Linked DNA regions of Homo sapiens: all the other regions are linked to region 1. A link is a loop called in an ENCODE intact Hi-C map of the cell type or tissue named here. Cell type or tissue: endothelial cell of umbilical vein. All regions are shown on one strand. Region 1 has its middle 20 kb from the start of SCYGR8. Region 2 overlaps DAW1 (dynein assembly factor with WD repeats 1). Region 3 holds the start of SLC19A3 (solute carrier family 19 member 3).

What was found. A loop is a pair of places that touch in the nucleus more often than their neighbours do. Peaks named below come from ENCODE experiments on the same cell type or tissue, not always from the same donor. Only the 100,000 strongest peaks of a DNase experiment are listed, where the experiment ranks them.
Region 2: a loop joins it to region 1, with 5 times the contacts of the local background. A loop is called at or near these places in 10 of 110 quality-filtered maps.
Region 3: a loop joins it to region 1, with 4 times the contacts of the local background. A loop is called at or near these places in 6 of 110 quality-filtered maps.

What each region holds. Positions count from the first base shown.
Region 1 is chr2:227,761,759-227,769,758 of GRCh38, forward strand. It overlaps the pseudogene RNA5SP121. Among named protein-coding and RNA genes, the nearest start is that of SCYGR8, 20 kb to the left of the region's middle. RefSeq lists an enhancer at 4,602-4,651. In endothelial cell of umbilical vein, a CTCF peak has its summit at 4,750 (motif pointing left); a DNase peak (open chromatin) is centred at 4,693; H3K27ac peaks cover 484 bases.
Region 2 is chr2:227,879,697-227,887,696 of GRCh38, forward strand. DAW1 (dynein assembly factor with WD repeats 1) reads left to right here. Exons shown (of 13, transcript NM_178821.3): 2 at 5,655-5,727. Among named protein-coding and RNA genes, the nearest start is that of DAW1, 12 kb to the left of the region's middle. In endothelial cell of umbilical vein, a CTCF peak has its summit at 4,911 (motif pointing left); a DNase peak (open chromatin) is centred at 4,895.
Region 3 is chr2:227,713,621-227,721,620 of GRCh38, forward strand. It overlaps SLC19A3 (solute carrier family 19 member 3), which reads right to left and starts at 4,408. Exons shown (of 6, transcript NM_025243.4): 1 at 4,323-4,408. RefSeq lists an enhancer at 3,939-4,825. In endothelial cell of umbilical vein, no CTCF peak of the experiment used is centred here; a DNase peak (open chromatin) is centred at 4,461; H3K4me3 peaks cover 264 bases; H3K27me3 peaks cover 150 bases.

The DNA.
Region 1 (8,000 bases):
TGCGTGGGGGAAGGCTCTTCCTCTGGGTTCACTGGCTCGTGTGTTCCTTTTCTTTTTCAAAAGCCACTCCAGGAAAAGTCTTGATAGCAGAAGTCAGTTATTAAAAGCTGTGTAAATGTACTAAAGAGGACAGGTGCCAGACACATTTTCATTTAACATTTTACTCTCAACTGGGAACTGTTTGCCTTTGAAGGAATGTCAGGCACAGTTCCTAGTTGGGGCTGGAGCATTTTTGTGATGTTCTGCACAAGTTTTGGTCTAGAGAAGAAAGCTGGCTGCATGGATAGCATGAAGAATACCAATCCACTTGAGTAATAATTATGCAAAATCAGGTTTCAGGGCCCACTAGGTAATCATCCAACATTTCTGTGCTGACTCTTGCACATAGCACAAGAGAGTGAAGTATGCCAGATCCAGGAAAAGGCAAAGTTCAATAATTAGCTATAAATACAACTTTATAGCCATTTCCCCAGACTAAAGGGTAAAAGTTTAACAACTGGCTATAATTACAACTTTATTGCTACATCTCCAGACTCTATTTTTATAGGGAGAATAATGGCTTCTTCAATGATTAACACGGTTGATAGCTACTGCTCTGTCTTTGAAGAAGCACATGGTATTTCGTGGAAATGTGCGTATGTGTGTGTTTGTATCTTAAGTCAAACATTAACAAATAACACAGAAAGTCCCTTGTTTTCTTGTCTTGCACTTAGCCTTTTGCATCTCACTTACTTCTTTCTTTCCTTCTTTCTTTCTCTTTCTTTCTTTCTTTCTTTCTTTTCTTTCTTTCTTTCTTTCTTTCTTTCCTTCCTTCCTTCCTTCCTTCTCTCTCTCTCTTTCTTTCTTTCTCTCTCTCTCTTTCTCTGTCTCTCTCTCTCTTTCTTTCTTTCTTTCCTTCCTTCTTTCTTTCTTTCCTTCTTTCTTTCTCTCTTTCTTTCTTGACACAGAGTCTCGCTCTGTTGCCCAGGCTGGAGTGCAGTGGCACAATCTTGGCTCACTGCAACCTCCGCCTCCTGGGTTAAAGCAATTCTCCTGCCTCAGCCTCTCAAGTAGCTGGGATTATAGGCACCCACGACCATGCTCAGCTAATTTTTTGTATTTTTAGTAGAGATGGGTTTCACCATGTTGGCCAGGCTGGTCTCGAACTCTTGACCTCAGATGATCCATCCATCTACCCTCCTTGGCCTCCCAAAGTTCTGGGATTACAGGCGTGAGCCATCGGGCCCAGCTACATCTTGCTTATGTCTAAGGAAAACTACTGAATGGGGATCATTCTCCTGGCACGTACATGTGGGTATACAGTACCTTCTGTCTGAGTACTAACCAGGCCCGACCTTGCTTAGCTTCCTCAAACAGATGAAATCGGGCATGTTCAGAGTACTATGGCCATAGACTATATAGTGTCTTATATAAGATATAGCACATGTTATGTAAATAAATGATATTCACACAAAAATATGCATATCCTCCCCTCCACCCCATAGTTTTTGGGTTTACCTATCAGCTCTCAGAGTGGAGGACTGAAGGAAGCCCAGAAAGAAAAAATCAATTTAGGCCAGGTGCAGTGGCTCATGCCTATAATCCCAGCACACTGGGAGTCCAAGGTGGGTGGATCACCTGGTCAGTTCGAGACAAGTCTGGCCAACATGGTGAAACCTCGTCTCTACTAAAAATATAAAAGTTAGCCGGGCGTGGTGGCGGGCGTCTGTAATCCCAGCTACTCAGGAGGCTAAGGCAGGAGAATCCCTTGAACCTGGGGGACGGAGGTTGCAGTGAGCTGAGACCACGCCATTGCACTCCAGCCTGGGTGACAGAGCAAGACTCCGTCTCAAAAAAAAAAAAAAAATTCAATTTATATTGGAAGATCAAGGAAGGATTAGATTGGCGGGGGTGGGGGTGGGGTGGGGAAGGTGGGATCCTAAGAGAAGAAAGCCAAGACTGAGTTCTTTGGGAATTTGGGGGGAGTTTTGGGAGCCCTGGGAGAGATGAGGACCTCTGCCATGCTCTGACGGGGAGGCACAGTGAGACCAAGGGATGAGTATGTTGATAGTGCTTTTCTCTGGCTCCTACAATTTGCTGCCCATTTTGAACTTTGCTAAGAGAGTGCAGTGAAGATTCCTATTGCTCATTATTGTTTTCTTGGTTAACTGATTTTGTTTCTTTTTTCTTTTTTTCCTAGAAAATCATGAAACAAGGAATAAAACTATGATTTTGTACTGAGACCACAAGACAGCACAGTTTTACACAGACTGCACACACCCATCTCTCTGCCACTCTGTCTAGACTTTTAATTATTATTATTATTATTATTATTATTTTTGAGACAGTCTTGCTCTGTCGCTCAGGCTGGAGTGCAGTGGCACGATGATCTCGGCAGACTGCAACCTCCACCTCCTGGGTTCAAGCAATTATCCTGCCTTAGCCTCCTGAGTAGCTGGGGTTATAGGCACGTGCCACCACATCTGCCTAATTTTTATATATTTAGTAGAGACGGGGTTTCACCATGTTGGCCAGGCTGGTCTTGAACTCCTGACCTCAGGTGATCCACCTGCCTCGGCTTCCCAAAGTGTTGGGATTACAGGCGAGAGCCACCATGCCTGGCCTAAACTTATATTAATTTTATATTGCACAAATAGATTATGGTGATGGAGAAATTTATTCTCTGGAACTGGACAAAGTAGAAAGCAGACAGTCACAGTGAATCTCATCACCTAAAGGTGACCACTTTTGCATTTGGTGGCTATGCCTTCAGGTTTTTCCTAAGCATGTACAAATGTAAGTTGCTATTTGCAAATTGAGACTTTTGTTCTATATGCTATATATTTTTTGTGCAACTTTCTTTTCTTTTTTTTTTTTTTTTTTGAGACAGAGTCTTGCTCTGTCACCCAGGCTGGAGTGCAATGGTGCGATCTCAGCTCACTGCCACCTCTGCCTCCTGGGTTCAAGTGATTCTTCTGCCTCAGCCTCCCGAGCAGCTGGGATTACAGGTGCATGCCACCATCCCTGGCTAATTTTTTATATTTTAGTAGAGACAGGGTTTCACTGTGTTGCCCAGGCTGGTCTCGAACTCCTGAGCTCAGGCAATCTACCCGCTTCGGCCTCCCAAAATTCTGGGATTACAGGCGTGAGCCACCACACCCAGCCTTGCTTTTCTTACTTATTATTACAGTACTGCATGTCATTTCTGTTGTCTACACGTATCTTTTAGCAATTTTTGCAAAGTGTTCCATCTTATAGATTTACCACAATATTTTTAAAAATTTTTAAATGTTTACTGTAATTTATTTTATTTTTTTTGAGACGGAGTCTCACTCTATCACCCGGGCTGGAGTGCAGTGGCACCACTTGGCTCACTGCAACCTCTGCCTCTCAGGTTCAAGTGATCCTCCTACTTCAGCCTCCTGAGTAGCTGGGATTACAGGCATGTGCCGCCACACCCAGCTAATTTTTGTATTTTTAGTAGAGACAGGGTTTCACCATGTTGACCAGGCTGGTCTCGAACTCCTAACCTCCAGTGATCTGCCTGCCTCAGCCTCCCAAAGTGCTGGGATTACTGGAGTGAGCCACCGCACCCAGCTCACAATTATTTTTTAAGGTGAGGTCTTGCTATATATGGCCTAAACTGGACTCGAACTCTTGGGCTCAAGTGATCCTCCTGCCTGGGCATCTCAAGTAGCTGGGGCTACAGGTGCATGCCATTGTGCCTGGCTCCCACAATTTATTTATGTCACCAATAATGGGCATTTATGTTGTGTCTAATTTTTTGATATTGTAAACAATGCTGCAATGAGCATCCTTGAACATATAGACATGTAGATTCTACCAGAAACTACCCTTAAAGAAAAGATTTGTTTTTTTGTGGTGGTTGTCAGTGAAAGCACTACCCCAGTATCATGTGGCTCTGGAGGTCTCTGTGTCATTAAGTAACCTCAAAACCTGCAGCATATGGTTTTGAGTTATCTTAGTAATTCCCTCTTCTTTTATAATTGGAATTTGAGTGGAGAAAATTAAACAATACACATGTAATAACATCATTCTTTATCTGTTCCCTACTTAATATGTGATTTCTTTTATTGGCTGGAAAAAGTACATAGCTGCTGATTTATCTACTTCAAGTAGCAGGACAATATGCTTACCTTAAATAGTCAAATGTAGAAAAGAACAATGGTCCTGAAACACAGTCCACGCCGTCACAGGAAGAGGAGAGGCCTGAGACTATGAGGAGAGGGAGAGACCAGTGATCAAAACTGAGCTCTACAACAGTCCTCTCTGTTGGGGGAATTAAAAAGCAAAGGATTTGAACAAGTAATTCACAGATGGGGTAGTACAAATGGCCAGGAAACTTCTCAAATAACTTGGAAAACGTGAAACCCCAAGGATAGTGTTAAGAGACCGCTTTAAAGTGAGATTTCTGTTATTCATGTTTAAAATATGAAGTATTCATCAGTCTTCTGGAAGAGACTGACACACAAAAAATATAACAAGTAGCTTGTATTGATCTTTCACCAGGAGACTTTCTGAGAACTTTTCACATATTAGCTCATATAATCCACATAGCAACTTTATGAAGTAGACAGTTAATTATTTCCATTTTGTAGATAAAGAAAACAAGGCGCACAGAGGCATTCCGTGTTTTGTCCAGGGTCATTCAGTCCTTGGCAGAGCTGGCATTTGGGGTCAGGCAGCTGGGCTCCTGGGCCCGAGCGCTTAAACACTGCCTTGTGCTACCACCTGGTGGTCAAAAGCGATACACGCAACAATGGAGGTGAGCCCAGGCCAGCCAGGAGCCGGCTCCCTGGAGGATGTGAACTTGAAGCAGAAATCAGGAAAGACATTCCAGGGAGAGACAGCAGCACTCGCCAAGGCACAAAAACAGCAGTTACTGCTCCATGCATGAGGAGCAAGAGACAACTGGGAATGATAGCAAGAGGAGTAAAAAATAAAAAGAATTTCTTTTCTTTTTTTTTTTTAAAGAGCAAAGAATGATGTGTTAGGAGATTGAGTGGAGAGGTCAGCTGGGACCAGATGACGGGAGAGCTCCTAGTAAGGGGATTGGACTTTATTCTGAGGCTGATGGAAAGCCACTGAAGAGCTTTTAATCACGGCAGTCGGCCAGGCGTGGTGGCTGACACCTGCAATCCCAACACTTTGGGAGGATGAGGCAAGGGAATCGCTTGAGGCCAGGAGTTCTAGACCAGCCTAGGCAACATAATGAGACGCCCCCGTCTCCACAAAAATGAAACACCACACACACACACACACATATTAGCTGGGTGTGGTAGCATGCCTGTGGTCCCAGCTACTTAGGAGGCTGAGGTGGGAGGATTGCTTGAGCCCAGGAGATTGAGGTTGCAGTGAGCCTTGCACTCCAGCCTGGGAGACAGGGCCAGACCTTGTATGGAAAATTGATCAGTCGGCCGGGCGTGGTGGCTCGTGCCTGTAATCCCAGCACTTTGGAAGGCTGAGGCGGTCGGATCACCTGAGGTCAGGAATTCGAGACCAGCCTGGCCAACATAGTGAAACCCCGTCTCTACTAAAAATACAAAAATTAGCTGGGCATGGTGGCGCACGCCTGTAGTCCTAGCTACTCGGGAGGCTGAGGCAGAAGAATCACTTGAACCTGGGAGACGGAGGTTGCAGTGAGCTGAGATCATGCCACTGCACTTCAGCCTGGGCAACAGAGCGAGACTCTGTCTAATATATATATAATATATATATATATATATATATATATATATATAGATAGATAGATATAGATATAGATATAGATATAGATATATATCGATCAGTCATAATCAGTCAATCATGGCAGTGACCTGGGGAGAGTTACAGTTTGTATAAAGTCCCTAGTGACTGTGAGGAAAATGGATGTGGGGGACAAGGCCCAGGGAGACCAATGCAGAGCCGCCAGGAAAGAGCCTGCAAGTTCCCAAGTCACCAGGACCCCAGCGGTGACGGAGTGGGGAGAGCACAGGTTCAAGAAATATTTAGAAGGCAAAGCTGTCAGCACTTGGCGAATGAACGTGATGCGAAATGGACAGAGTGGGAGAAGCAGGCTACAGACACCAGGAAAAAGATCGTTCCAATCACTCTTTGGCTGTTCCGAGCCTTATAGCGGGATCCTCAACCAGGGGCCATTCCGCCCCCCAGGAGACAACCAGCTGTGTCTCGGACAGTTTTGCTGGTCACAGCAAGCGGCCGGGGTGGCGGTGCTAGAGGACGCTGCTAAACCCCCTTGGTGCACAGGGCAGGCCCCATGGGACGGGAATCCTGGGCTCGGGGCGCGGCTGCCTGGGTCCCCTCTGGCGGCGCCAGCTCCAGGAGGCAGGAAACGAGGAGGCCCTGGCTCACGGAGTGTGCTTTTACAGAAGCAAGCCCTGGCGCTCCGGGCAGATGTCCGGGGGTCTCCCGCAGACCCCTTGCCCTCCATGGAATCCCGTTCCTCCCAGGGTTCCCCTCCCCCATTTACCCCTCCAGGCTCCTGAGCGCTGAAAACTGCATTCTGCGGCCCAGACAAGGTTACCGTCTTACTGCCGGGAAGCCACTAGATACAGTTGCAGGCTAAAGGCAGTGTGATTCCCCTCAAGCAGGCCTTAGTTTATCGTAGGGCACGGGACGTGCCTCCTTCCCCAGAGTCTCCTTTTCAGGAGCTGCAGGGCCTCTAGGCTTCCCGGACTGCAGCTTTACCTGCCTGCCCCCAGCAGGATGGTCTTGGGGTCTATACCTGAGCCGAGATCTCGCCACTGCACTCCAGCCTGGGTGACAGAGTGAGACATCGTCAGAAAGAAAAAAAAAGGTCATCCATGAGAAGAATCGGTATTGCTGGATTCTGTTGATGTTTTTTATTTGCTTCTGATTATCTATGTTGGTTAAAGGTAAACACAAAATTTCATTTAGACAGGAGGACTAAATTCGCGCAGTCTATTGCATATCATAGTGACAAGAGTTAATCACAATATATTGTATACTTGAAAATTGCTGAGTAGATTTCAAGTGTCCTCAACACAAAAATGATAAGTATGCTAGGTAATGTTATATGTTTAATAGCTGATTTAGGCATTTCACAATGTATGCATATAGCAAAACATGTTATACACCATAAATACATACAATTTTTACTTGTCAATTAAAAATAAATAAAACAATAAATAAAAGAGTATATAAAAATTGTTGGAAATTGCTCATATGAGATTTGTTGTTGATCAATAACATTATTATACTCTAAACTCATTTATTTATTTAATTTTTGAGACGGAGTCTGACTCTATCACCCAAGCTGGAGTGCAGTGGCATCATCTCGGCTCACTGCAACCTCTGTCTCCCGAGTTCAAGTGATTCTCATGCCTCAGCATTCCGAGTAGCTGGGACTATAGGCGCACGTCACTACACCTGGCTAATTTTTGTATTTTTAGTAGAGACGGGGTTTTACCATGTTGGCCAGGCTGGTCTCAACCTCCTGGCTTCAAGTGATCCACCTGCTTCAGCCTCCCAAAATGCTAGGATTACAGGCATGAGCCACCTCGCCTGGCCCTAGGCTCATTTTATTAATGTGAAAATTCTTTAGGCCCCAGAAGCATATATTCTGGATAGAGTGCAAACAGATTCTGAGTGAGGCTTCTGGGGCCAAATTGGAGGGGAGGGGCTTGCCCTGTGCTCTGTACCCACTCTGACGCTTTCGACTTGTCAAAAGTTTGTCTTCATTCTTTTATCTTTAAATGAAAACACACTGGGGCTCACCATGTGGAAATTAATCGCATTTACCAGCGGAATTACTTTCCTTTTGTTCTGTATCAAATAAACACAAATTTGGTGGCCTAAAACAGCACACTGATTCTCTTACAGTTCCAAAGGCCAGAAGTTCAGAACCAGGCTCACTGGGCTAAAGTCAAGGTGTTCACAGGTCTGGTTCCCTTTGGAGGTTCTCAAGGGAGAGTTCGCCTCCTTGCCTTTTTTGGCTACTGGAGGCTTTGTGCACTCCTTGACTTAAAACCTCTTCCTCA
Region 2 (8,000 bases), 120 kb after region 1:
TTTGTACATTGTATGTGGCAGAAATCTATTTTATTAACTTTTCAAAAAATCCAACTGATTATTACATCATTTATTGAACAATACATTCTTTCTCTGTTAATTTGAAATAGTATTACATCATTTATTGAACAATACATTCTTTCTCTATTAACTTGAAATATTACCTTCACTTTATTTTTAAATGTTGATGCATAGATGATTTTATTATATTGATCTAATTTTGTATCAAAACCACACTTTATTGTTTTATAGTTCATTGTAATGTCTGGTAGAGTAAATTTTCACATTTCAAAAAGTAAAATCATTATAATTACATTAACTTCGTAAATATGACATCTTTACAGCATTGGGTTTTCTCATCCAGAAATGTGTCTCCTCGTTTATCACAATTTTCTTTTATATTCAATAGTACATTTAGGATTTGCACATTTCTTGTTAATTCTATATTTAGATATTCAGTAATTTTCTTTGCAATTAAATGTGGTCTTGCCATTAACTGTATCTTCAATGGATACAGTATCTCTTTCTTATCTTCTTCCAGTCTTAGCTTTTTGTATTCTATTTATCTTTTGTAAGCACCTTAAATCTTTTTTATAGCATGTGGCATACAGCTAGGTTTAAAAATATTTTAACAATGCTGTAATGTCCATATTTTGCTGAAAAGTTTAATATGACACAAACAGTCTTTTTTTTTTTTTTTTACTCTAGGGAAATAAGTACTGGTTGGCTCTCCACAGAATCTTTCTTTTTTTCTTTTTAGTTTGCTTTTGATCCTAGAGTTTGGTTTCAGGTCTTTAGTACAAAAGAACTACTTCTTGGGGGGAAAACAACAAAACAAAATTATGCCAAACTATCCTCTAACTAGCATTTGCTTGCTGTGCTGTAGTGTTCTGGGCAGTTTCTTGAGTCACTAAAAGCATTTTTAATTACTTTTCTGTTCTAAAATCTTGCAGTTCATTACGCAACAGCTGCTTAGATTACCTGTTTAGGTTTCAGCACATCCGCGCAGCAAGACAGGGTTGAGAAAAATTCCCTCTGAGAGATCATAGCTGTGCAGCTGAGTGGGTAGTGATGTCCAACACTGAGCAGGAAACTCCAGAGGAGAAGCAGTGTTGAAGGAGAAGATCCTGAACTCTTTGAGGTGATAGGGAGACATCTATGTATCTGGAACTCAGAGGAGATATAGACTGGAGATTTGCAATTAATACTTAGCATGTTGATGGTAATTAAAGACATGGTACCGATGAATTTAATGTAAGGTGAGACGAGAAGAATCTGTAGACCTGAAGTTTAAAGATGCTTAGTGTTTAAAGGTCAGGCAAAAGAGGACAAAGGAGAATAAAAAATAACAAAGTGATTGGAAAAAGAGAAAGAAGAGATTTTATAAAAAGCCCAAAGAGGGTATATTTGAGGAAGGAGGACATATTGTTTATAGTATTGATTATTTCTGAAAGGCCACGTGCTGTAAGGACAGAGAATGTCCAATGCATTAAGCAATTTGAGGACAGTCTTCCCATCATCTACCAATTAGTTCATGTATTCAGCAAGCACTGCTAGAGCATTTTGAAAGATCATGAAGATACTAGGTAACGGCAGGCACTGCTGATAGAGAAATGGAATTCAGAGAGGGATCTGAATGTGTTGCTCGTACTTGAACCTGAACACAAATCACAGGCCTGCTGTGCTTAAATCATGACTTGCCCTGAGAAGGGTCTTTTTGGGAATATAGGGAAGCATATAGCATGGATATGTTTCCTTCTTCAAAGATGTTACAATCTCACTGGAAAGAGAAGGCATAAATGCAATTTAAGTAATACAAGGTGACCATGTAGCATATGCCACAAGGTATCATTTGATTAATAGCTAGAAAATAAGCACTGTTCATTGAGACTTTATGCCAGGTTCTTCATATACATCTTATTTAATCTCAACCAGCAAACTTATAGGTTCATAGATGAGAAAATTGACATTTGCCAGATCGTGACATAAATAAGGGGTTGAGGATCTATCTGATGCCAAGTATACACTTTTTAACTCTGCCACATTCTTTTTTTTTTTTTTTTTTTTTTTTTTTGAGATAGAGTTTCACTCTGTCGCCCAGGCTGGAGTGCAGTGGTGCAATCTTGTCTCACTGGAACCTCCACCTCCTGGGTTCAAGCGATTCTCCTTCCTCAGCCTCCCAAGTAGCTTGGATTACAGGTGCCTGCCGTCATGCCAGCTAATTTCTGTATTTTTATTAGAGACGGTGTTTCAGCATGTTGGCCAGGCTGATCTCAAACTCCTGACCTCAAGTGATCCACCTGCCTTGGCCTCCCAAAGTGGTGGGATTACAGGCGTGAGCCACTGCACTTGGCCTCTGCCACATTCTTTCTCAATGGCTCAGTGCTTTTGAAAAGTAAATAGAGTGTTTTGGCAACATTTCCTATTTTCCCTTGATCTGAAATACTGCTAGAATTATATCTGTTATATCAAACTATGGTCTATAGCAGTGATTCTCAAACTGTAGAGGACTCCTGGGAACCCTTGAACACTTTCAGCAGGGTCTCAAGGTCAAACTTATTTTTCATAATAACAATAAGATGTTACTTCCTTTTCTACACTGTGCTGACATTGTCACTAATGGTGCAGAAGCAGTGGAAGGTGAAACTGCTGGTGCCTTACTACAAATCGAGGCAGTGACACCAAACTCTAATAGTGGTCACTGTATTTATTCTTCACTGACACACACTCACAATAGGAAAACATCAAAAAAATCCCAACAGAACAACCTAGTTTTGCTTGAGGATTTCCTTGATGAAGCAGTAAAAATTATTAATGTAGCAAAATATTAACATAGGAGTGCATGTATTTTGAGTATTCCAGGTGATGAAATAGGAAGTACTAAGAAAGCACTTCTGCTCTACAGTGAAGTCTGATAGTTGTTGATATGGTTAGGCTTTGTGTCCTCACCCAAATCTCATGTTGAATTATAATTCCCATAATCCCCACAATCCCCACATGTCTAGGGAGAGACCAGGTGGAGGTAATTGGATCAGGGGGAGGTTCCCCCATGCTGTTCTCATGATAGTGAGTGAGTTCTCACAAGATCTGATGGTTTTATAATTGTTTGGTAGTTCCTCCTGCATTCATTCTCTTCCTGCCACCTTGTGAAGAAGGTGCCTTGCTTCCTCCTTTCCTTCCACCATGATTGTAAGTTTCCTGAGGCCTCCCCAGCCATGAGGAACTGTGAGTCAATTAAACCTCTTTCTTTTATAAATTACCCAGTCTTGGGCAGTTCTTTATAGCAATATAAAAACAAACTAATACAGTTGTCTTAAGGAAAATATAGGTGGTTGCTTGAATTACGAGATGAACCAACTTTTTTTCATGGAAAAGCATTTTTACTTGAAAGAGTGACTGAGAAACAACATGGTTTTCAGACTCAGACATTTTGGCAGACATTTTCTTGAAAATGAAGAATGTGAGCCCACAACTTTCAAGCAAAAATACCAGCATTTCTTGCTAGTGATGTATTTTAGCTTTCAAGCAAAAAGTATAAGTTCAGAAAACTTTTGTTTACCACCATAATCTTGACAGCTTACCAACAGTAAGAGTTTTCTTATGATAAAAATTGGTAGTGAAAATGGTAAATGTTACTTTCTGATATTGTGTGATGAAATATGTCAACAGTTACAATATATGCATAACTTAGTAGATCAGTATTTTTCAAATGTCCAGTGCATGATTATGCATGGACCATGCATGAATAAAAGATCCATCAAAAGTGTGAAATAGACCAATGAGGTTTAATGCAAGTATATGGAAAATTCACTAATATGGTTTCAGATTCTATATTGCAACTAATTTTAAGAAGTTACCATTTGTTGAGTTTTAATATCAAAAAATGTTCACAATGATATAAAAAGGCAATTATAATACTCCTTCATTTTTCAACTATGTATCAGTGTCTGACTACATTCTTTTCTTATACTTTGTCTAAAACATTTAGCAGAAGCTTGAATGCAGAAGCAGAGATGAGAATCCATTGTCTTAAGCCAGATATTAGAGATTTGTTAAAGTATAAAACAGTGCTACTCTTCTTACTCTTTTTAGGGGCAAGAAAATATAGTTATTTTTACAAAAACTTTATAAAAATAACATGCTATGAATTACTGTTGTTTTAAAACAACTTAATAAATATTTAAAAAATTTCTCAATTTTAGTTTTTAATATGGAAAAAAACCAAAAACTCTTTGGTGTCCTAAATAATTTTTAAGAGTGTAAGGTGATCCTGAAGCCAAATTTTTGAGATGTACTAGTTTATATCCACAGGCAGAGGCAGTAGAGTAAGGTGGTTAGGAGGCTCTGTCCAGTTTTTATTAGCGCTGGGCTGTTCGGATGGAATATATTCTATGGATCCATCTTCAAGTTCACAGATTCTATTCTCTGTCATCTCTACTTTTGAACTCGCTTAGCAAGTTTTTTATTTTCATTATCATATTTTTCAATTCTATAATCCTCATTTGGTTTAATAAATATTTTCTGGGATTTTCCATTTTTTCATTTGTTTCAAGTGAAATTGTAAATGATTATTGAAGGATTTTTATAATATCTTCTTTAAAGTCCTTGTCAGATGATTCCAACCTCTGATTCATCTTGGTATTGGTGTTTGTTGATTGTCCTTGGTATAATAGGTGATTTTTAAAAAATTGTATCCTAGACGTTTTGATTATTACGGGGATCCTTGATCCTATCTAAACCTTCTAATTTGGCGAAATCTGCTTAGATTTGTCATATGTGCTCTTGGGCTACTTTTGCGGGCGTTGGTTACAATGGTGTCTGTAGTTTCCTAGGCTCTTGCAATGTTACTGTCCTTTGTTTTTTCGGGTACTGCTAAGGCTCCTGCTCAGTCACTGCTGGCGCCACCTGCAGGGCGCAGAAGGTACTTCCCTAGTAGGCCTGCTGTCACTGAGTGGCCTTCCTGGTCACTTCCCGGCCTGATTATGCTGCTGGCTGGAAGGCAGGGAAACGCAGGGCTTTGCTGAGGCTGCCTCAGTGCCTGGTTGTGGAATGAGGTCTGAGACATCCCTGGATGTCACCGTTGCCCCTTTTGCAAGTGGATAGGACTGTCCACCAATGGCCTGGCTGTGGAGTGGGGTCTGGGAGGTCCCAGGACTTTGTTGATGGGGCTGCAGCCAGATCCAACTGCCTGCTGGGGCCCAGAATGTGCACTGGGAACTGGAACAGCCCCAAGCTTCCACTGGGGGATCAGACTGCTTGCAGGGGCCCCATTTGTGGGTCAGGGAATAGGGCCCTCTTGTCCTAGTTTTGGGGTGTGGAATGCGGTGATAAAAAGAAAATCCGGGAATCTCACCATGTAGTCGTTCCTCAAGCCCTGAAACCTATAGCCAGTCTACCTTCTTCCATCCAACTTTCTATTATTTTTTCATTGTCTATTGGACAATTTCAAGGGTATTTAGTTATATTTAGAGGGAAGGACCAGGGAAAAGTTTGTCTACATGATCTTGTTTTGGAACTAGATATCACTGCTTATTTTTTGTTAAAAAATTAAAAATTTTAAAAATAAAAATGGAAAAAACTGTGGCAAGGTAGGTTAACTTTTGACATAGGTGGTTATCGTAAGTGTTTTATAACATGTTTGTTTATTTCTATAGGAATTATGTTGGAATATGAAAAACATGGAGAATTAAAGACTAAGTCCATAGATTTGCTTGATCTTGGTCCCAGGTAAGTAAGCTGTAGGATTCAACAAATAAATGTTCACTGGGAAGCCTTGACACAGAGTGATGTGTGGATGAGCTGCATAAACTGCAGATAATACATTATGTTTTAAAAATTGTTCTTCTGTGGTGTGTTAGTTTCTGTTTGTTTCAGGGAGTTGTATCTGAGGGTCTTGCTGAATGAAGAGGAAGTGGGAAAAGGGTTATCACTCTTTTCTTTTTTTTCTAAGGTCTTAAAAAAATAAACCTTTTAGTTTATGATTTTAGAAAGGCCGTGAAGGTAGAGTTTCCACACCCCGATTCCCCTGATGTTAACATCTCAGATTAGCGGTGTACATTTATTAGGATTAATGAACCAGTATGATACATAATTATTAGCTAAGGCCCACTTTATTCAGTTTTTCTTAGTTTTTCCCTAATTCCTTTCTTCTGTTCCAGGATTCCATCCAGAATCCTACATGACATTTAGCCATCATGTGTCCTTAAGCTTCCTTAAGCTGCGACCGTTTCTCAGACTTCCCTTATTTTTGCTGACCTTAATTTCTTTCTTTTTCTTTCCTTTTTTTTTTTTTTTTGAGACAGAGTTTCACTCTTGTTGCCCAGTCTGGAGTGCAGTGGCTCGATCTCGGCTCATTGCATCCTCCGCCTCCTGAGTTCAAGCGATTCTCTGTGCCCAACCAGTGACCTTTACATTTTTGAGAAGTACTTGTTACTGAGTTTTAAGAATATTACTGAGCCTGTTATTTTCTTATTAAATACTTCATAGGGCTGACTGCATATGTTCCTCCTCATTAATTGTCATGGGGCAGAAAAGGGAGACCTAATCTCTATTACTGAAGCTTGGTATTAGCCCAGAGGAAACCTCTTGTGATGTAATAACACCCAGAGTTCATTCTCTTTAGTAAATCTAATGCAAATAGCTGGGCGTGGTTGCTCACACTTGTAATTTCAGCACTTTAGGAGGCCGAGGCAGCAGGGTCACTTGAGGTCAGGAGTTCGAGAGCAGCCTGGCCAATATGAGGAAACTCCGTCTCTACTAAAAATACAAAAATTAGCCAGGCATGGTGGTGCATGCCTGTAGTCCCAGCTATTCAGGAGGCTAAGGGAGGAGAATTGCTTGAACCCAGGAGGCAGAGGTTGCAGTGAGCTGAGATCGCGGTGCTGTACTCCAACATGGGTGACAAAGTGAGACTCTGTCTTTAAAAAAAAAGAAAAGAAATCTCATACAAAACTCCACTTCAAGGCCAAGGCCAAGTGTGGTGGCTCACACCTGTAATCCCAGCATCTTGGGAGATCGAGGCAGGAGGATCACTTCAGGCTAGGAGTTTGAGACCAGCCCGGGCAACACAAAATAGCAAGACTCTGTCTTTGTAAACAAACAAACAAACAAACAAACATCCTACTTCAAGAGAGAGTCAGACTAGTGATTATCCTGTGAGAGCCTAAGTTCAGATAAGGTGAAAATAATCTCAATGGGTGAAAATCACAAAAGAAACAAAACAAAAATGTTGTGTTTTAGGTTTGTGGCCTGAGACCGTAAGCAAAAGGAGCTTTCTTATATGGGCTGCTCTCTAGTTTTATAATGAGTCCACTTGACACCGTAACTGATGAGAGAGGGGCTCTCTTAATCCTGGAGTTGCTGCCACTTGAGAGGTTTGATGTTTCTGGGAGCACGTGTCTAGGGTGGGGCTGGGGCATGGCTCAGAGGATGATGGTCTATGTAGGGTCCAAGTCTTATTTCGGGTGCTTGGCACAAAGAAGGTAGTCAATTGATATTTTTTTAAAATCAAAGAATGAACAGTGGCACAGATAGTTTCATTGAATACAACAATCTTTGTTATTTTCAGAAAAGATGAGGCCTAATATCAAACCCAACCTGTGATTTTTGTAAATGGAACATGTTATTGATTTGTTTGATGATGCTAGCATGCAGGAAGTTTCTTTGTGAGACATTTGTTTATTTAGTCAGCAATTATGTATATGTACCTTCAACACATATGTAAGAATCTAATCTGGGTTAGATTCTATAAGAGGCTATAAAGATATTACTCATAATCCCTACACTTGATAGGCTTTTTGTCTAGTTTGAGAAACAACTTGTACAACATAGAACATCACACAAGTGGTACAGATAAGCTTCTATATGAGAGAATAACCTCCAGCTAGACATTCTGCAAAACCACAGATTTTTATATCTAAGAAGTATGAATTATTAGGTGATTTCAAAAAGGACTTGTGGGCTGTGAATCCAGGCACTCAACACTTTGAAAGTCTTCATAT
Region 3 (8,000 bases), 48 kb before region 1:
GGGATTCTTTAGAGTCCATATTAGAAAGAAGTGCCCCCTAAACCTTGGACTTCCCAGCCTCCATAACTGTAAGAAATAAAGCTCTTTTCTTTCTAAATTTCCCACGTTCAGGTATTGTTATAAGCAACAGAAAACAGATTAAGAAAAAAAAGATGTACTTCAACAAAGATGATTTGAAAAAAAAACAACAAAACAAATCACTGATACACGGAAGAAAATAAAGCAGTCTCAAACATTATCCTGTGTACAAGAATCCAGATACAAAAAGGACATAGCATGAAGATTTCATTTACGCCAGGTCCAAAACAACCGAAACTACTTCATGCTGATAGAAATCACAACTACGGTCATCTTGGAGGTGGGGGTGGGTAAGAATTGATGGTAAAAGGGCAGGAGGCAATTTTCTGGGTTGATGAAATATCCTATATCTTGATGGGATATAGTTATGTGGGTGTATACAATTATAAACACTTAAAATCTTTGTTTGTATGTAGATTATACCTCAACTTAAAGAAATGCATCCTATTCTCCCTCCTCCAAAGCATTTTACTGTGTACAACTCTCTGTAGCTCTGGACTTTTCTAGGGGTGCAATGACTATTTTAAATTTAAAGTCCACATCAGGGCAAGGCCTCCGTATAATAGGAAAACTGAACAGGATCTTTGAAACTGAGTCTGTCCCAGAACATTTCTGATGAAAACAGTGCCCGTAACGCAAAGCTAGGACAGGGCAATAAACCTTGTAAGTCTGGCCACATATAACATTTTTCAGTTAATACAGATAGAATCTGAATCTCAGAAGCTGAGGCAGGAGGATCCCTTGAGTTACCTGTTTTTTTCTGTGCCCCCAGTTTCTTTCTTTCTAGAACCAAGCTGGCTTCCTGCCTTCAGGTCCAACTTCTGCTCCTTCCTGCTGCCCGCCACTATGAAAATCCCTTTCCATACCCTGGAGTCTCTTGTCCTCCTCCTTCAGACAGAGCTGCCAAGAGCAATAGCTTTATACGCAGAAGCCCATCCACTTCTGGTGGCTTTATGTACTGGGGCCCACCCTCTTCTGCAGCCGATGACATTTGAAATCCCATCCAAAAAAAAAAAAAAAAAAAAGCAGACACCCAGATCCAGATCTTTCTGAAATACAAGTGATTAGAGAGATAAATACATGAATAACACCTTTCCCTGACTATTCTTTTTTTTTTTTTTTTTTTTTTTGAGACAGAGTCTCCCTCTGTCACCCAGGCTGGAGTCTGGAGTGTAGTGGCACAATCTCCCCACTCACCGCAACCACTGCCTCCTGGGTTCAAGCGATTCTCCCACCTCAGTCTCCTGAGTAGCTGAGACCACAGGCACCCGCCACCAGGCCTGGCTAATTTTTGTATTTTTAGTAGAGACAGGGTTTTGCCTTGTTGGTCAGGCTGGTTTTGAACTCCTGACCTCAAGTGCTCCACCCGCCTCAGCCACTCAAAGTGCTGGGATTACAGGTGTGAGCCGCCGTGCCTGGCCTTGCCCTGACTATTCTTACTAAAGTCACCTAATTTAGCTTCTATAGAATTTTGTGCTAAGTGACCTAGACTCTCAAAAAACTACAAAGTAGCCTTATCACCCATCTATAATCCTTTATGTCAAACCCCACACCCCCCCCAAAAAAAAATCTTTGCTGAAATAAAGCATGCCACACAACTTCCAAAGACGTAAACTAGACCCAGATATTCAGTATGTGGGCCAGAATAGTTCTGTTGTTTGTTTTTGTAAGAGCAGAAACAAGTGATATTTTTAAAATTTTATTTTTAGTAAAGATGGGGCTTTGCCATGTTGGCCAGGCTACTCTTGAACTCCTGGCCTCAAGAAATCCGCCTGCCTTGGCCTCCCAAAGTGCTGGGATTACAGGTGTGAGCCACCGCACCCAGCCCAAGTGATCTTTAAGATGCTTCAGATTTTATTTTATCATATATGGTACCATTCCTTTTAATTTGCATGAGGTGTTTGCTGGTAAATTAATCATTTCCTTCCAAATTCTGTTTATTCTGTTATGTCTATGTTCAGATCAATCTAGTCTTAGGGAGAGCAGGAGGAATATGCCTAAGAAAACCATAAAACTAAGAAAAACATAAAACGGCTTAGAAAGTCAACTGAGCCCAGCCTGGGCAAAATAGCGAGACCTCACCTCTATAAAAAATACAAAAATTAGCTAGGCATGGTGGTGTGTGCCTATAGTGCCAGGTAGTTGGGAGACTGAAGTGGGAAGATTGCTTGAACAGGGAAAGTCAAGGCTGCGGTGAGCCGAGATCCCAGCCACTGCACTCCAGCCTGGGCAACAAGAGCGAGACTCCGTCTCAAAAAAAAAAAAAAAAAAAAAAAATTTCAAAAACCCCAAACAAAACAAAACAAAAAAGGAAAGTCAGCTGACATCTAATCCTTGAGATGCAGTGAAAGTTTCTGATTAAATGCACTGAGAGAAGGTGGTGTTGTAGGGAAAAAACTGGATTAAAGAAAAATTAGAGGTCATTTGAGCTATTTTACAACTCTGTAAATTTTAACAACTGATGGCAATGTTAAGTAATTATTGTCTATAGACATGCAAATAAGGTTTATCCCATGAAGGACAACAGTCTTCCTTTCCCCCATGGAAAACCAGTTTCAATATTCCTGATCTATATTTCATTATTCAATATTCCTGATCTACGAATGTACCCATTCTTTGGGTTCTTCTTTGATCTGGCTACTACAGACTCATCAGTTTCGTCACTAATAAGTGCCGGGACTCAGAAGCCGATACCCCAAAATATGGGGCTTTGACATGCTGGAGACCTCAAGGTCTCTCTGACCTTCCCGGCTCCCAGCTCAAAAAAACCTTTGTCTGCCTAAGATCCAGACCCACCAAAAGGAACAACTGTTTCTTTTCCCTTCCCTGTAAGACCAAGAATATACCCCACACCTGAACAGACCCATTCACAAGATAATGTAGCTTATTCTCTCCCCTGACCCATTCATGCTCCCTAGCAGAAGCCCATCCACTTCTGCTGGATGCTCTTCGGCTCCCTCCCGTAACCTCATTTGCCAGGGTAGTCTATAAGCTTCTGAGACATGTTGCAGGGTGGGTAATCAATCACTCTGATTCTCCCTGTGTGCATGTTAAATAAATGTGTATGCATTTACCATTACACAACCTTAAAAGAGTGTTGTTGGTCTATTAGCAATAATGACTGAAGGAAATTGGTATTTTTGTCCATTTCAGCTACTACTAGGATAATCTTATAAGATATTTGGGAAGTTATGTTTTGGTCTATTTAATATATGTGCCTCGATGAAAAAAACACCTTTTGCCACAGGAGACACCAATGTTTCAATATTGATAGGAGCAAAACACATGAGAGTGCTTTTTTTTTTTTTTTTTTTTTTTTTTTGAGGCAGAATCTTGCTGGGTCGCCCAGGCTGGAGTGCAGTGGTGCAATCTTGGCTCACTGCAACCTTCGCCTCCCAAGTTCAAGCCATTCTTCAGCCTCAGCCTCCAGTGTAGCTGGGATTACAGGCACCCGCCACCATGCCCGGCTAATTTTTGCCTTTTTAGTAGAGACGGGGTTTCATCCCAGGGCCAAGCTGGTCTCGAATTCCTGACCTCAAGCAATCCGCCCCGCTCAGCCTCCCAAAGTGCTGGGATTACAGGCGTGAGCCACTGCGCCTGGCCTGAGAGTACTTTTAGAAAACATTATTCCTTTACCTTTTTCAAACTTGAAGCACTCCGAAAGTCCCAACCTTTTGCACATTTGCGGCAGCGACATTGATTTGGTAAACAGCTGTCACACTATTTATTATTTGATGACTTAGGTATCCTTTCCAGCAGTGTTTTTGTAAGGTGTAGTTGCGTTTTCTTTTAGTTTCAATTAACTAAATTTCAAGTGGTTCCCAAAAAAGCCCCTGCTCTCTTAAATTCAAACTCACCTTCCTTTTTCCCACTAGGAAGGACCTTTTCTCCATCCTTGGATTGGAATTTGGAATTCTATGCTAAAATGCCTTTTCAGTTAAAATCTGTGAACGTGGGATGTAACCATAGGAGGTGCTGGCACTTTACGGGAATCATGATTTTATTTAATCTGCGCTTCCAGAAGGCTGCAAATGGGAATTCCAGACAAACCCACTTGGGTGAATCCCAGCACGCGGGCTGCGGCGTAGGGGGAGAGCTCCTCACGCGGCTCAGAGTGTAGCCCAGGCCCGCAGAGCCAGGAACCCGCCCCCAGCTCTCCAAACCCGGGAAGAGAGAGGCGACACTGCTAAGACCGAGGGATGACGGTGCTTCTTCAATTAATTCGCCCCCCGAGATATTCTTACCTACAGAAGGGAGTGTCTGTTCACCAAATCGCTCACTTGCCGCACGACCACGCACCCGCGGCTGTCGGATGGATCCAGGCGCTCTTGGTGGGAAGGGGGCGGAGCCTGCCTGGCCCGGAGCCCGGGGCCACGCCCCCACGCTTTGCATATGCGAATCCGGGCGTCCAGACCTTTCATCCCAGTGTGGAAGCCCAGATTTTCCTGGCCCAGGGCCGGTTTTCTGGGCAGAAACAGTCAACTCTGCTGAAAGGAACAACTTAAGTAATACACTGACATTCAGCATAATGAAGCAAGAGGGCCTGAATCCAACAGCGATCGTTTGCTTTATTTACAAATATGTCCTTTCTTATGAATCCATTTATTTCTCTCCAAAAGCTTAGGAGAGAGGGCTGGCTGGCTGTCACCCCCACTCTACACATGAAGAAAGTGAGGCGGAAGGAAGTAGGCCTAGTAAATAGAGAAGCCTGGGTTTTAGTTGGGGCTCCTGGCTCCAGAGCCAGTGGTTATAATCACTCTGCACTTTTTTTTTTTAAAGGAGGTAGAGTGGGATGGTTTCCTGGCACTTTGAAAATCTGATACAAACAATTTTTTCTTTTCTTCTTCTTTTTCTTTTCTTTTCTCTTTTCTTTCTTTCTTTTTTTTTTTTTTGAGACAGAGTCTCCCTCTGTCGCCCAGGATGGAGTGCAGTGGCGCGATCTCGGCTCACTACAACCCTCCGCCTCCCGGGTTCAAGCGATTCTCCTGCCTCAGCCTCCAAAAATTAACGCCCAGTTAATTTTTGTGTTTTTAGTAGAGACGGGGTTTGGTTTCACCATATTGGCCAGGCTCATCTCGAACTCCTGGCCTCGTGATCCGCCTGCCTCGGCCTCTCAAAGTGCTGAGATTACAGGCGTGAGCCACCGCGCCTGGTCTTTTTTCTTTCTTTCTTTCTTTCTTTTTTTTTTTGAGATGGAGCCTCGCTGTTGTTGGCCCCGGGCTGGAGTGCAATGGCACGATCTTGGCTCACTGCAACCTCCACCTCCCGGGTTCCAGCAATTCTTCTGCCTCAGCCTCCCTAGTAGCTGGGATTACAGGCGCCCGTCACCACACCCAGCTAATTTTTGTATTTTTAGTAGAGATGGGGTTTCACCATGTTGTCCAGGCTGGTCTCAAACTCCTGACCTCAGGTGATCCACCCGCCTCGGCCTCCCAAAGTGCTAGGATTACAGGTGTGAGCCACAGCACCCGGCCACCTGGCCTCTTTTCTTTTCTTTTCTCTTTCTTTCTTTCTTTTTTTTTTTTTTTTGACAAAGTCTCACTTTATCTCCCAGGCTGGAGTGCAGTGGTGCAACCCCAGCTCACTGCAACCTCAATCTCCCAGGCACACTGATCCTCCTGCCTCAGCCTCCCAAGTAGCTGGGCTTGCAGGTGGGTGCCACCACGTCACATTAATTTTTTTGTTTTTTTTTTTTGGTAGAGACAGAGTCTCACTATCTTGCCCAGGCTGGTCTTGAACTCCTGGGCTCAAAGGATCCTCCTGCCTTGCCCGCCCAAAGTGTTGGGATTACAGGCATGAGCCACTACGCTTAGCCTGCAAAGAGTTTATATATTAAAGTGAAACTTCTTATTAAACAGAGAATTTTTTTAAAGCATTACAAGGTTCTTATTGGTTAAAATGGAAAAAATATTTTTATTTCTGTTCATCTCTTGGTGGACTTGAAAAACCCTCCCTAAAGATAAACACTGCGTGGCTTCTAAGGGCTACCAGTGGAAGTGAAATGGATTAAAACACCCCGAGGTGTCTTGGTTCTCTGTCCTACGACTCTGCGTTTTCTATTTTCATCTTCCTATGATTTGTGAAAAGTCCTGAGCTGAACCTTAGGTGTAGGAGTGCCCTGCTCATTGTGCAACCTTGCAAATTGCTGGGTCCTCCCAAAGAATATTGTGAAATTTTCTTAAAGGCTGAAGGTGTCATGATTTCCTTCACACCTCTTGAAGAAAATGAGTTCAAATTGGACCTTGAGAAGTTTACTCTGATTCTCTAATATCTCATAGCCACAGTCTAAATCAGAGAGAGATATTGAGGAATTCATTCATTCATGCATAGAAACATAAATGACACATTTGCAGATTACATGACATGACATTTGAGTTTGATCCCATACGACTGTGTGGGGAGAAGGCTGTGGATGGGGTCATAGATGACAAAAGATTGGCTGTGTGTTGATTATTGTTGACTTGGGCAGTAGTTCTTAGAAACTGATTGCACTATTTTCCATTTTTGTATATGTTTATTTTCCATAATACAAAATTGTTTTAAAATCATTTATTCTGACTGGGCACAGTGGCTAATGCCTGTAATATAGCACTTTGGGGAGCCGAGGTGGGTGCATCGCTTGAGCCCAGGAGTTCAAGACCAGCCTGGGCAACACAGTGAGACCCTGTCTCTACAAAAATACAAAAATTACCCAGACGTGGTAGCATGCGTCTGTAGTCCCAGCTACTTGGGAGGCTGAAGTGGGAGATTGGCTTGAGCCTAAAGAGGTGGAGGTTGCAATGAGCTGAGATCACACCATTGCACTCCAGCCTGAGTGACAGAGCCAGACCCTGTCTCAAATAAACCCATACACAAAAAAGAAAAAAAAATCATTTGTTCATTAAGAAGTTATTTATTGAGTAACTATGTGCCAGACACTGTCCTAGGTGCTTGGGATACATTCGTGAACAAAGCTAAAAATCTCTGCCTTGTAATTTACATTCTAGCTTGGGATGGGGTATATAGAGGGAACATAAATAGTAAACATGATGAGTTAGTGAATTTTATAGTGTGTTAGAAAGTGGTAAGTGCCGTGGATCCCACTGAGAAGAGGATGGAGAAGATGACTAAGCCTGAGGCTTGGAGCTCCAACTTGGGAAAGAACCTACAGGGAGGCTGAATGAGAACAGTAGGAGAGGGAGCCATAGTGTATTAGGGAGTTGCTCAACACTGTGTACCTCCCTATTATACTTCCTCTTGCACTGTTACTAAAAAATGTGGCTGCAATTATGTCCATGAAAACCTATACAAGGCCAGGCATGGTAGCTCACGCCTGTAATCCCAGGTGAGTAGATCACCTGAGGTCAGGAGTTCGAGACTAGCCTGGCCAACATGGCGAAACCCCATCTCTACGAAAAATGCAAAAATTAGCCAGGCGTGGCGGCACACCCCTGTAATCCCAGCTACTTGGGAGGCTGAGGCAGAAGAATCGCTTGAACCCAGGAGGTGGAGGTTGCAGTGAGCCGAGATCACGCCACTGCACTCCAGCCTGGGTGACAGAGTGAGACTCTGTCTCAAAAAAAAAAAAAAAAAAAAAAAAAAGTCTATTTGAATAGTTGATATAGGAGTGGAGAAAAGGTGGCCAGGCAAAGAAAATCTCACATTAGGATTACTGCAAGTAGGCTAATTTATCTGTTTCACTCTTAAATGTTAACTCTTTGAAGGCAAATATTTGTTTAGTTTTTTTTTTTTTTTTTTTTTGAGATGGAGTCTCACTGTGTTGCCCAGGCTGTAGTGTAATGGGTCGATCTTGGCTCACTGCAACCTCTGCCTCCTGGGTTCAGGGGATTCTCCTGCCTCAGCCTCCCGAGTAGCTGGGATTACACGCACCTGCCACTACGGCCAGCTAATTTTTGTATTTTTAGTAGAGACAGGGTTTCACC